Linked DNA regions of Homo sapiens: region 2 is linked to region 1. The links are chromatin loops, found by intact Hi-C in ENCODE. Cell type or tissue: A673. All regions are shown on one strand. Links, peaks and the distances in the headings refer to the core of each region. The heading gives the core; the rest is flanking DNA.

Evidence for each region. A loop is a pair of places that touch in the nucleus more often than their neighbours do. Peaks named below come from ENCODE experiments on the same cell type or tissue, not always from the same donor. Only the 100,000 strongest peaks of a DNase experiment are listed, where the experiment ranks them.
Region 2: it touches region 1 in a loop (5-fold over the local background); 3 of 110 quality-filtered maps call a loop at or near these places.

What each region holds. Positions count from the first base shown.
Region 1 is chr12:109,773,255-109,778,630 of GRCh38, forward strand. FAM222A-AS1 (FAM222A antisense RNA 1) reads right to left here and starts at 233. Exons shown (of 3, transcript NR_026662.2): 1 at 43-233. RefSeq lists a silencer at 2,050-2,344. In A673, for the core only: CTCF peaks have their summits at 2,231 (motif pointing left) and 2,445; DNase peaks (open chromatin) are centred at 2,167 and 4,477.
Region 2 is chr12:109,261,917-109,267,292 of GRCh38, forward strand. ACACB (acetyl-CoA carboxylase beta) reads left to right here. Exons shown (of 53, transcript NM_001093.4): 49 at 441-553; 50 at 2,316-2,470; 51 at 3,194-3,364; 52 at 3,473-3,609; 53 at 4,320-5,376. The coding sequence ends at 4,446. Among named protein-coding and RNA genes, the nearest start is that of FOXN4, 45 kb to the right of the region's middle. RefSeq lists an enhancer at 2,388-2,497. In A673, for the core only: a CTCF peak has its summit at 2,399 (motif pointing right); a DNase peak (open chromatin) is centred at 2,425.

The DNA of each region.
Region 1 (5,376 bases), core at 90-5,089:
GCGCAGATTTGGATAGAGGAAGCTATGTTAGTAGACACTCACCTTTCCAGGGTGGCTCTGTGTTTTCTTCACTCATATCCCTGTCTTTATATCACAACCCCATTTCTGGAGCGGGGAAACTGAGACAAGTTCCAACTTCTGAACTTGCCATCCAAACAGCGACTCCTAACTTTGCCCTACTCAGCTCCCTCGGCTGCAGCCTGGACTCCTCCACGCGCAGCTCCACGTGTGCCCAGCACCACTGCGCCTGCCCATCCCTCCCGGGCGCTCTTAAAGGGCCCACACCCCGTCCCACCCCCAACGTTGGCCGGAGAAGGTGGAGTCCAGCCAGCGCGATAGGTGAGAGCAAGGGACGAAAGGTTTTCTGTTTAAATTGCCACCATCACCAGCTCGCCAGCGAGTGGCAGGGGGAGGGGAGGAGGCAAGAAAACGGAACTTAGTATCCCACTGACTCCACGTGTGACCCTGGGTGACTTGTGTGCCTCTCTGAGCCTCAATTTCCAGATCTGTTGAAGGAAGTGGTGGCACCTGGAGGAGTGAGGTGGCATCAGGTGATGTGTGGTCAGGATGATAGGGCAGATTCGTCCTGTAAGAGGACCCCTCTGAGTGCTGTGGGATGTAGTTGTCTGAGGGTCAGAACTCGTTCCATCCTGAGGCTGTGTGCAGGTGTGTGTGACCTCAGGCAAGTGATCACTCCTGAGTCATCTATTTCCCAACTGTAAAATGAGGCTCCAACGGGGAGCTGTGGCTCATACCTGTAATCCCAGCACTTTGGGAAGCAAAGGCTGGAGGATCACTTGAGCCCAGGAGTTCAAGACCAGCTTGGGCAGTATCACGAGACCCCTATCTGTACAAACAATTTTAAGATTAGCTGGGTGTAGTGTGTGCCTGTAGTCCCAGATACTCAGAAGGCTGAGGTGGGAGGATCACTTGAGCCCAGGAGGTCAAGGCTGCAGTGAGCCATGATCGCACCACTGCACTACAGCCTGGGCAACAGAACAAGACCTCGTCTCATAAAATAAAATGAGGCTAATATTTTAATGTATGTACCATGTGAGGTTTAACTTAGGAGACAGGTGGTCAAATCCCCTGGGTAGCACAGAGCCATTAGGTAAAAGACATATAACAAAGGTGGAGTATTCCCATCCTTGCCTAGTGCAGCTGACTTCCAAGTCACCTTGGAAAGTGGGTTTCCCAGTCAAAAGAGTTTGAGAAACAGATGCCTATCCCGGCTCTTGGAGATACACAAATCGCATTAACATATTAAAGATGCTAACAGATCCTGCAGGCAAGATTCCCTTTTAACTTCTTTGCAGTGGCACAGTCTCGGCTCACTGTAACCTCTGCCTTCCAGGTTCAAGTGGTTCTCCTGCCTCAGCCTCCTGATTAGCTGGGATTACAGGCATGCTCCACTACACCTGGCTAATTTTTGTATTTTTAGTAGAGATGGGGTTTTGCCATGTTGACCAGGCTGGTCTCAAACTCCTGACCTCAAGTGATCTGCCTGCCTTGAAGGCCTCCCAAAGTGCTGGGATTACAGGCATGAGCCACCACGCCCAGCCCCCTTTTAGCTTTAACCCAGCATTTCCCTAACTTTTTTGACCACCTAAGTTTTTGTTTCCACCTATTTACACCCCATGGAACAAACAAGACTTCAGGAAATGCTGAGTCCTGCCTCTTGTATTGCAATTGGGGAAACTGGGTAAGTCCTTTCTCCTCTCTGGACCTCAGTTTCCCCAATTACACTGCAAGGACTCATAATGAGTTTGTGGCAGAGCAAGGACTGGAACCCAACCCTGACCTGGGTGGCTGGGTCTCATTTCTAGTACGCCCTAACTGGTCCTGTCCCTCATATTGAATTAGGCACAAAAGAAGGGGAAGGCCCTCAGGGAAGAGGAAGAAGCCACATTTGAGAAGTAGGGGTGAGTACTCTTATTTTGAAAGAGAGGAAACTGAGGTTCAGAGAGGGGAGGCAACTTGCCTGAAGGCACACAGCAACTTGGTCCTGAACGCTCCAGAGGCAGTCGAGGCCACCTTCTCTCCTTCTTGGGGTGAGGGTACGAGGGTGGGGGTGGGATATTTCCTGTCTCAAAGCCTCAGGGCACACCCAACAGGGTGCTCACAGGGAGTCTTCCTGATCACATCCCCAGGTTCCAAGCTTCCTTCTGAACCCCTCTGAGGAGGCCCCTGAGTGTGACAACAGCGGCCCCTGGTGACCAATCTCCGGGACCTCAGCAGCCTTACCCTGTGCTAGCCAAGGGCAGATCTGTGGGATCCAAGGGGTGTACCCCCAAAACTAAGCGGTGCCAACAGAACGGGGACTCCCTAATGTCACTAAGAACCTTGAGGTGCTAAGAAGACCCTAAGCTGAGATCTGCGGACCTGGGTTTGAGTCCCCGCTCCAAACCCCAACCTCTCCTGCCCTTACCTGTTAGCAGCCATTACAGCCTGCTGCTATGGAGAAATAGAATGTGTGCCTGCTTTGGAAAGGCCAAAAACACTAAGTATATTTAAAAAAAAAAATCCTGCCACGCCCTAGAAAGGTTCAACTCCACCACATCCAGGCTATGTGTCCTTAGTCATGGGCATTTACTTGATTGGGTCTCACTTTCTTCATCTGTAAAATGGGGATACAAATTTGTACTTGTATCAGCATGATTTGGGCCAAATATCAGAAAATCCCCCTGACTCAACTGGTTTAAATGAGAAAGAACATTTATTCTCTGGAATAATCATAAGAAGCCTTAAGGCAGGGTGGCCTCACAGTTGGTTAAAGCAGCAGCTCAATGGTGTCATCAGGGACCAATGTCCTTTTCATCTTTGTGTTCTGTCAAGGCCCCTCAGGGGCACAAAGTGGCTGCTGCAGTTCCGGGTATCACATCCAGATGCAATAGTGACCAGCAACAGAGAGGACAGTCTTTTCCTAGATTTCTCTTACTTTCCCAGAAACTTTTCCCAGAATTCCCCCTCCCCCAGCAGACCTCCCCGCTTGTCTCATGGGGCAAAACTGGGTCACATGGCTATTCCCACACCGATACCTAGTAAGGGAAGGAGAGTCATGGTGATTGGCTCAGGTGTTGTAACAAAGAGGGGGCATGATTTCTAGGATGGTACAAACACTGGTTCATGAGCTCCCGCACACGGTTCCTGAGATTATGAATCCCAAACACTGAGCACGGCGTCTAACACATGGCAGTTGCCTTATCCATATTGCTTCCCCCTTTCTCTGATTCCCTCTAAGAACACAAGACTCCCAGCCTGGCCTCTCCTGAGCCAGCCTTCCACCCCTCAATCCTGGGGCTTGGGTCTCCACCAGTCAGTGCCTCTCCCATCCTGACCTCTGGCTCCATCACTGCCCTCCCTCTTATTTCTATCTCAAAAGCTTGGGATGAACAAAGATCACTTCGTTGTCCTCAGTGACACTGGATTCCTAAAGAATAAAAGATAGGAGATGCTAGATTCTTATATAAATGCTTTCACCAGGGAGCCAAAAATTAATAACAGCATGAACAGAGGCCTGGAGTATTTAACCACTCCATCCAGACAACTGAAATGATCCGAGTACACCGTTATCTGGGCGAGGTGCGGGGACTGACTGCCGACTACGACATTATCACATTCGGAAATGTCAGAAGCATGCATTTTGCAGGGAGATGAACGGTGTGGCTGAATATGGCTTTTGATTAAAACAAAATTCCCAGCATTCATCTAAAACAATAATAACAGCTAATAATAACAGGGCATGTAATAATGAACCATTCATAGGCATAAGAGGTAATTGTTCAATTAAGATCCCAGAGTTTCAGAGACTGTCTTTTCTGATGGGGTCCCTTTGTTTTTGCCTCCAGTAGCACTAATTCTTTCCCAGTAGTGCTTTAAACTTGGGAAGAAAAAAGCCCTCCTGTCAAATATGACATACAAGTGCCTTATCATTATTAAATACACATACATGCACACAATAAGCAGTCCTTGTTGGAATAAAGTTAGGGGTATGGCGCTCTCAGTGAATGCTGACAGGCTTGGGAGCTCCGTGAAAGTGACAGGCAAGAGCCTGGGCCTTCACTGCAGAAGTGGTCTGGCCTCGTTACCTCTCACTGCCCAGGGACCAGAGCGCTTTCTCTCCAGCATGGGTTCTGAAGACAGAATGCCTGGGTTCAGGTCCCAACTCCACTGCTTAGCATCCAGGTGCCCTGGGCAAGAGTCTTCATCTCTTTGAACCTGTTTCCTCATCTATAATACGGAATATAGTAGACATTTAGTTTTTTTGGCCTGCCTGTGTTCTATTTACTCTCTCTTCTAGTGTCTGTAACCATTAGCTATTGCTGCCTGCACTTAAAACACACACACACACACACACACAATCATAAAAAACCTGTGGTATCCAAAAACATTAATTTCTCATGCAGCTGCCGGGTTCCTCTGATCTCAGCTAGGTTGCCTGGGGTGACTTGGGTGTCTCTTATCCTCTTCCTGAGGGCTGGCCCTGGCATGTCTGCTAACATCCCATTGGTCAAGACAAGTCACATGCTCAACCCCGGGTATGGGAAATTATGCTTTGCCCTCGGTGGGAGGACATCACAAAGTTAGACTGCAAAGGGCACACAGGTCAGGAGAACGGAGAAGGGCATTTAAACTAAGGATGCTGCTTTTTTACAGTCTTCAGAGACGATGAACCTCCTGTCACAGGAGGTATGCAAACAGAGAGGTGTAGGCTTGGTGGTAAAAAGGGATCAAGCGTGGATATAGAGTTGGGATAAATTAATGATTCCCAAATATCAATCATTTCTATAACATAGTCATAATTTTCCCCATGAACGTTTATTCATTTAATATAGTTCCTTAAATCATCTAAGTATTCTTTTTTTATAAGCTATATTTTTATTATTAAATGACTTGCTTGTAAACTACACTTGAGACCACTACTTTATCTAGAAAACTGTATCATTTGCCATAAAGAGAAGGCTTTATTACTCTAAAAATAAAATGAAATTAAAATGTTTTTTATTTTATTTATTTATTTATTTTTGAGACACAGTCTCACTCTGTCACCCAGGCTGGAGTGAAGTGGCGCGATCTTGGCTCACTGCAACCTCCACCTCTCAGGTTCAAGTGATTCTCCTGCCTCAGCCTCTCGAGTACCTGGGATTACAGGTGCACACCACCACACCCAGCTGATTTTTTTTTTTTTTGTAGTTTTAGTAGAGATGGGGTTTCACCATGTTGGCCAGGATGGTCTTGAACTCCTGACCTAAGGTGATCCACCTGCCTTGGCCTCCCAAAGCGCTAGGATTACAGGCATGAGCCACCATGCCCAGCCACGAAATTAAAATGTTTTTAAGTTATTCCTAGATACCATGTCCTTCCAGAGGTTCTGAG
Region 2 (5,376 bases), core at 298-5,297, 510 kb before region 1:
TGGAAATGGGAGGACAGCTCACACAAGACTACACTGGGCTCTCAAGGTGCTTTTGTGAGATTTAAAGCGATCAGAAACAGTGCCCCTCCTCTAGGAGGGCAGAAATTAGCAAAGTTAGAGAGGACTGTGGCTGGAGAGCAGGAGGGTTATGCTGCCATGGAAAAAGTCGTACACTCTTAGACCTGAAAGGGGCCCTCCAGAGTTCAGAAAGCATTATTTTAAACAGTTGGCTCAGTCTTTCCATCTGTGGGTAAAGATACAGAGGCCCAGAGAGGGAAAGTGACTTGTCTAAGGGCACACAGCATGTGTGGGGGTAAAAGAGCTGAGGACTGACACCCAGATCTTCTGGCTCTCTTCCCTCCAGCTCCCCCCACATCCATTAGCCCTTGCTTGCTGGGCAATGCCTCATATACCCCCATCCCTGCCTCTTCTCTTTTAAGGGGTGGTGTTCTGGAACCAGAGGGGACAGTGGAGATTAAGTTCCGAAAGAAAGATCTGATAAAGTCCATGAGAAGGATCGATCCAGCTTACAAGAAGCTCATGGAACAGCTAGGTAAGGGGGTCCCAAAGGCTTCACCTCTCAGAGGTCAAGAGAGGCCCAGCTGGCCCACTGCTGGGGGTTTCTAGGATGTTAAAAATAAAATGAAAAAATACCAAAATACAGCTATAATAACTGTGAGATTTTTAAAGATATTCACATTTGTCTGTTTGTTTTGTTTTGTTTTTTTGAGGTCTGGCTCTATTGCCTAGGCTGGAGTGCAGGGTGCAATCTCAGCTCACTGCAACCTCTGCCTCCCAGGCATAAGCCATCCTCCCATCTCAGCCTGAGTAGCTGGGACTACAAGTACGCAACACCATGCCTAGCTAATTTTTGTATTTTTGTAGATGTGGGGTTTCGCCATGTTGCCCAGGCTGTTCTCAAACTCCTGGGCTCAAGCAATCCACCTACCTCAGCCTCCCAAAATGCTGGGGTTACAGGCATGAGCTACCATGATTGGAGGACATTCACATTTCTAAATCAACCTTTTTAACATTATATATATATATATATATATATATATATATATTGCCATCGTGAATTTATTTCTCAGCATACACAAAAGATAGCAATTGAAGTATTTGGGGCTGATGGGGATTATCAGAATTTTGGTGGCAAAATGTTCCTTTAGAATTCCCAATCAGAGATAAGATATTTTACTAATTTTGTTTGAATGACAGCTTTGTTTTACTTGTCATCTTTAGATGTAATTATCTTTATTTATTTATTTGTTTATTTTTGAGACAGAGTCTTGCTCTGTTGCCCAGGCTGGGGTGCAGTGGCGCAATCTCAGCTCACTGCAACCTCTGCCTCCCAGGTTCAAGCGATTCTCATGCCTCAGCCTCTCAAGTAGCAGGAATTACAGGTGTGTGCCACCACACCTGGCTAATTTTTGTGTTTTTAGTAGAGACAGGGTTTCACCATGTTGGCCAGGCTGGTCTTGAACTCCTGGCCTCAAGTGATTTGCCTGCGTCAGCCTCCCAAAGTGCTGGGATTACAGGCGTGAGCCACTAAGTCTGGCCACAAGATGATATTTAAATATCCATTTTAAGTGTCAGTGTCTTTATAACTGTGCTATTCACAAGATTTTTTACAGTGTGTGCGTGTAATTTCTTTGGCTGGTATCAGGGTAATGCTGATCTCATAGAATGAGTTGAAGTGTTCGCTCCTATTTTCTGAGTTTTTGCAGAATTGGCATTATTTCTTTATGTTTTTGATAGAGGTTTTTACCTATAAATTCAACTTCTTTGTTATATATAGGACTATTTGTGTTATCTGTTTCCTCCTAGGTGAGCTTTGGTGGTTTGTGTGTTTCAAGGAATTTGTCTATTTCATCTTAAGTTGTCAATTTGGCATAGAGTTGCTTATAATATTCCCTTATCATATTTTACAATGTGTACTAAAAATCATTGATATAGTATCCTACAAGCACGATGGGTCTGATGGAAGGGGAAAATGTAGAGTTGCATGTTGAATGCTGTCTTGCAATTGTGAGTGCATTTCTGAGACTGTACTAGCTATTTGATCTGAGACAAAGGGGGCCATCAAGATGGGCCTGGGGTGGGGGCCAGGCCAGTGGACTCTGGGGGACCTAGGGGGCTGAGGGCAGCCTGTGTAGCAGCAGGGGTAATATCAGAGTTAAAGCTCAGACCTCTCACAAGGCAAGGCCTGTCCTGCAAATCCTGATTTGTGCCTTCTTCAAAAAAAAAAAAAAATCTCCACCCCATCACATATGACCAGCTTCCATGGCTTGACTGGCCTTTCTGCTCACCTGCAGGGGAACCTGATCTCTCCGACAAGGACCGAAAGGACCTGGAGGGCCGGCTAAAGGCTCGCGAGGACCTGCTGCTCCCCATCTACCACCAGGTGGCGGTGCAGTTCGCCGACTTCCATGACACACCCGGCCGGATGCTGGAGAAGGGCGTCATATCTGTGAGAGCCACAGCTGCCGTGTAGGGTGCAAAGAGCCCACCCTGTTTTCCAAAACATGGAGGACATTTGGGCTCGGGGGCGGGGAGGGCGGTGGTGGTTGGGATGGGTCAAATGCTGCAGGAGGTGGGAGTCACCTGGGAACTTTAAAATAATCCCGATCCCCAGGTGGCACTGCAGACCAGTGAAATCCAAACACCTGGATGGAAGCCAGGCGGTCGTATTTTTTAAAGATCCCCAAGAGATTCTAATAAGCAGCAAAGTTCAGGGACCACTAGTCTGATGGCTCGGTCAGTTTGGACCTGGACCAGGGGTAGAAACCGTTGTTCCTGTCCAGCATTCACCCACCCCTCACCATTGCAAGGACTCCCACAGTCACCTCCTACCCATGTCCAGTGCTCATTGGTTCTCTTGCTGCATTGTTCTCCCTCCCAGCTGACTCATGCCTCACACGAGCCTGTGTTTGTGTCGGTTGAGGTAGAAGTGGGTGCCAGGTTTTTATGGGGGACATTTTTTCAACTATGGCCAGTCTGGAGTCCTGGTGACGTCCTGCCTCTGAGCAGGTGCCTTCTCCTCCCTGAGCCTCAGCTTACTTGCCTGGGATGATCTGGGAATGATCTCAGAGCCTGGGCCCAGCCCCGGGCAGCCACTGTCATGGGTGTGGTCAGAGCCAGTGTCCCGTCTCCTCCTTCCCTTTCCGGGGATTCAAGCCTGGCTCGTCCACAGGACATCCTGGAGTGGAAGACCGCACGCACCTTCCTGTATTGGCGTCTGCGCCGCCTCCTCCTGGAGGACCAGGTCAAGCAGGAGATCCTGCAGGCCAGCGGGGAGCTGAGTCACGTGCATATCCAGTCCATGCTGCGTCGCTGGTTCGTGGAGACGGAGGGGGCTGTCAAGGTGGGCCTGGGGTGAGAACGAGGCCGGTGAGCACAGGGGGTGCTGGGGGCTGAGACAGCTGGCCCACAGCTGGGTCCCTCTCTGAGGCATCCTCTGCCCCCTCCCCAGGCCTACTTGTGGGACAACAACCAGGTGGTTGTGCAGTGGCTGGAACAGCACTGGCAGGCAGGGGATGGCCCGCGCTCCACCATCCGTGAGAACATCACGTACCTGAAGCACGACTCTGTCCTCAAGACCATCCGAGGGTGAGTGGCCACCGCACCTGCTTCCCAGCCTCCTGGCAAGGACCCGAGCCTGGATTGACCCCTAGCTACCCGACTCCTATGCAGCCACTTGAACCCGCCACCCTGTGCAGTCTGGGGTTGTCCCCGCCCCCTCCCCGCTCCCCAGCAAAGAGACCACACTCCCTAATGTCGGGTCTCCCAGCACAGTGGCTGGGGTGGGACAGAGAGCCTAGAGGTACTCTGAAGGCCGTGTGAGATGCTTCCAACTCATGAACCTTGCTGGAATATGGACTTGTCCAAAGTCACAGCTGGAGCAGGGTTGGTCACAGAACCCACATTTGGAACCGCTAGCCTTCAGGCTGCTGTCTTCCACGCCAGTGTTGACCTTTCCAGAGGGTCCCCTCCCCCAATTGCCATGGGGTCACCCCGTGAAGGAGGGAGTCGAGCACAGGGGACCCCATTTTGGGGATGAAGCTGAGACTCAAGGCAGTGTCTTGTCTCAGGTCATGTCACAAAGCAGTGACCAGTAGGGACGGTGGTGCCTCAAGGCATTCTGAACTTCAGGTCACAGCCCCTCCTGCTGCACAGGACCATCACCCCCATGGGGACCACAGCAGGGACTCGGGAGCTCTGGGTTCTGGGGTGTGGCCCCACACAAGGACTCTGCCACCCTTGGGGCCACTGAAAAAGTGGCTGGAGTGATCCCAGCCCTCCTCTCACCTCCCCCACAGCCTGGTTGAAGAAAACCCCGAGGTGGCCGTGGACTGTGTGATATACCTGAGCCAGCACATCAGCCCAGCTGAGCGGGCGCAGGTCGTTCACCTGCTGTCTACCATGGACAGCCCGGCCTCCACCTGACCGTGGCCCGCCCAGCCACTCCCGGGACCACGGCAAAAGGAACCACCCAGACCCACCACCCGTACACCCTCAGCAGACCCTGAAGACTTGCTTTTAAACAAAGAAAATCCTGGGCACTTCTGCAGGGCTGCTGGTTCCGAGCTGACACCCGTCTTAACAAAAGGCCCAGGAGTGCCTCTTCCAAACAAAAACAGCCTCCTCTCCATAGCTGGGAAGTTTATTTTGTTTTGTCTCTGAAGACAGCAGTTTTATTGCATCACTAAATCTAATCAAGCTAAAACATCCCTGTTTCCTTTTGCAAAACAGTGCCTGGCATGTGGGATCCAGGCGTTCTTTAGGATCCTTGGATACCACATCGTGAAATCTTTTATTTTTTTACTCTGAGACCAGCACCAGATGTAAGTAAGCATCTCATATATTTCAGCCAAATAAATGGGCCAAGGGAAAAAAATATATATATATAGACAGGACTAGAGAAAACCTATTTTTGTAATGATGTTTCTTTGGATACTGTCTAGTCACCCAGAAAAATGTATGGATGAATTTTTTTTTTTTTTTTTGAGACAAAGTCTCACTGTGTCATGCAGGCTGGAGTGCAGTGGCATGATCTCACTGCAACCTCCATCTCCTGTCTCAGCCTCCTAGATAACTGGGATTACAGGTGCCCACCACCATGCCCGGCTAATTTTTGTATTTTTGGTAGAGACAGAGTTTCACCAGGTTGGTCAGGCTGGTCTCAAACTCTTGACTTCAGGTAATCCACCCACCTTGGCCTCCCAAAGTGCTGGGATTACAGGCATGAGCCACCATCTTCAGCCAGATGATTTTTTTATTGAGAGAGTGAAATGCTATTTTGTTCCCCAAATGGCGCTAGTGAATCACTAGGAGGGTCCCACTGATAGGCCATGTTTAGCACTGGTTGCCAGGGAT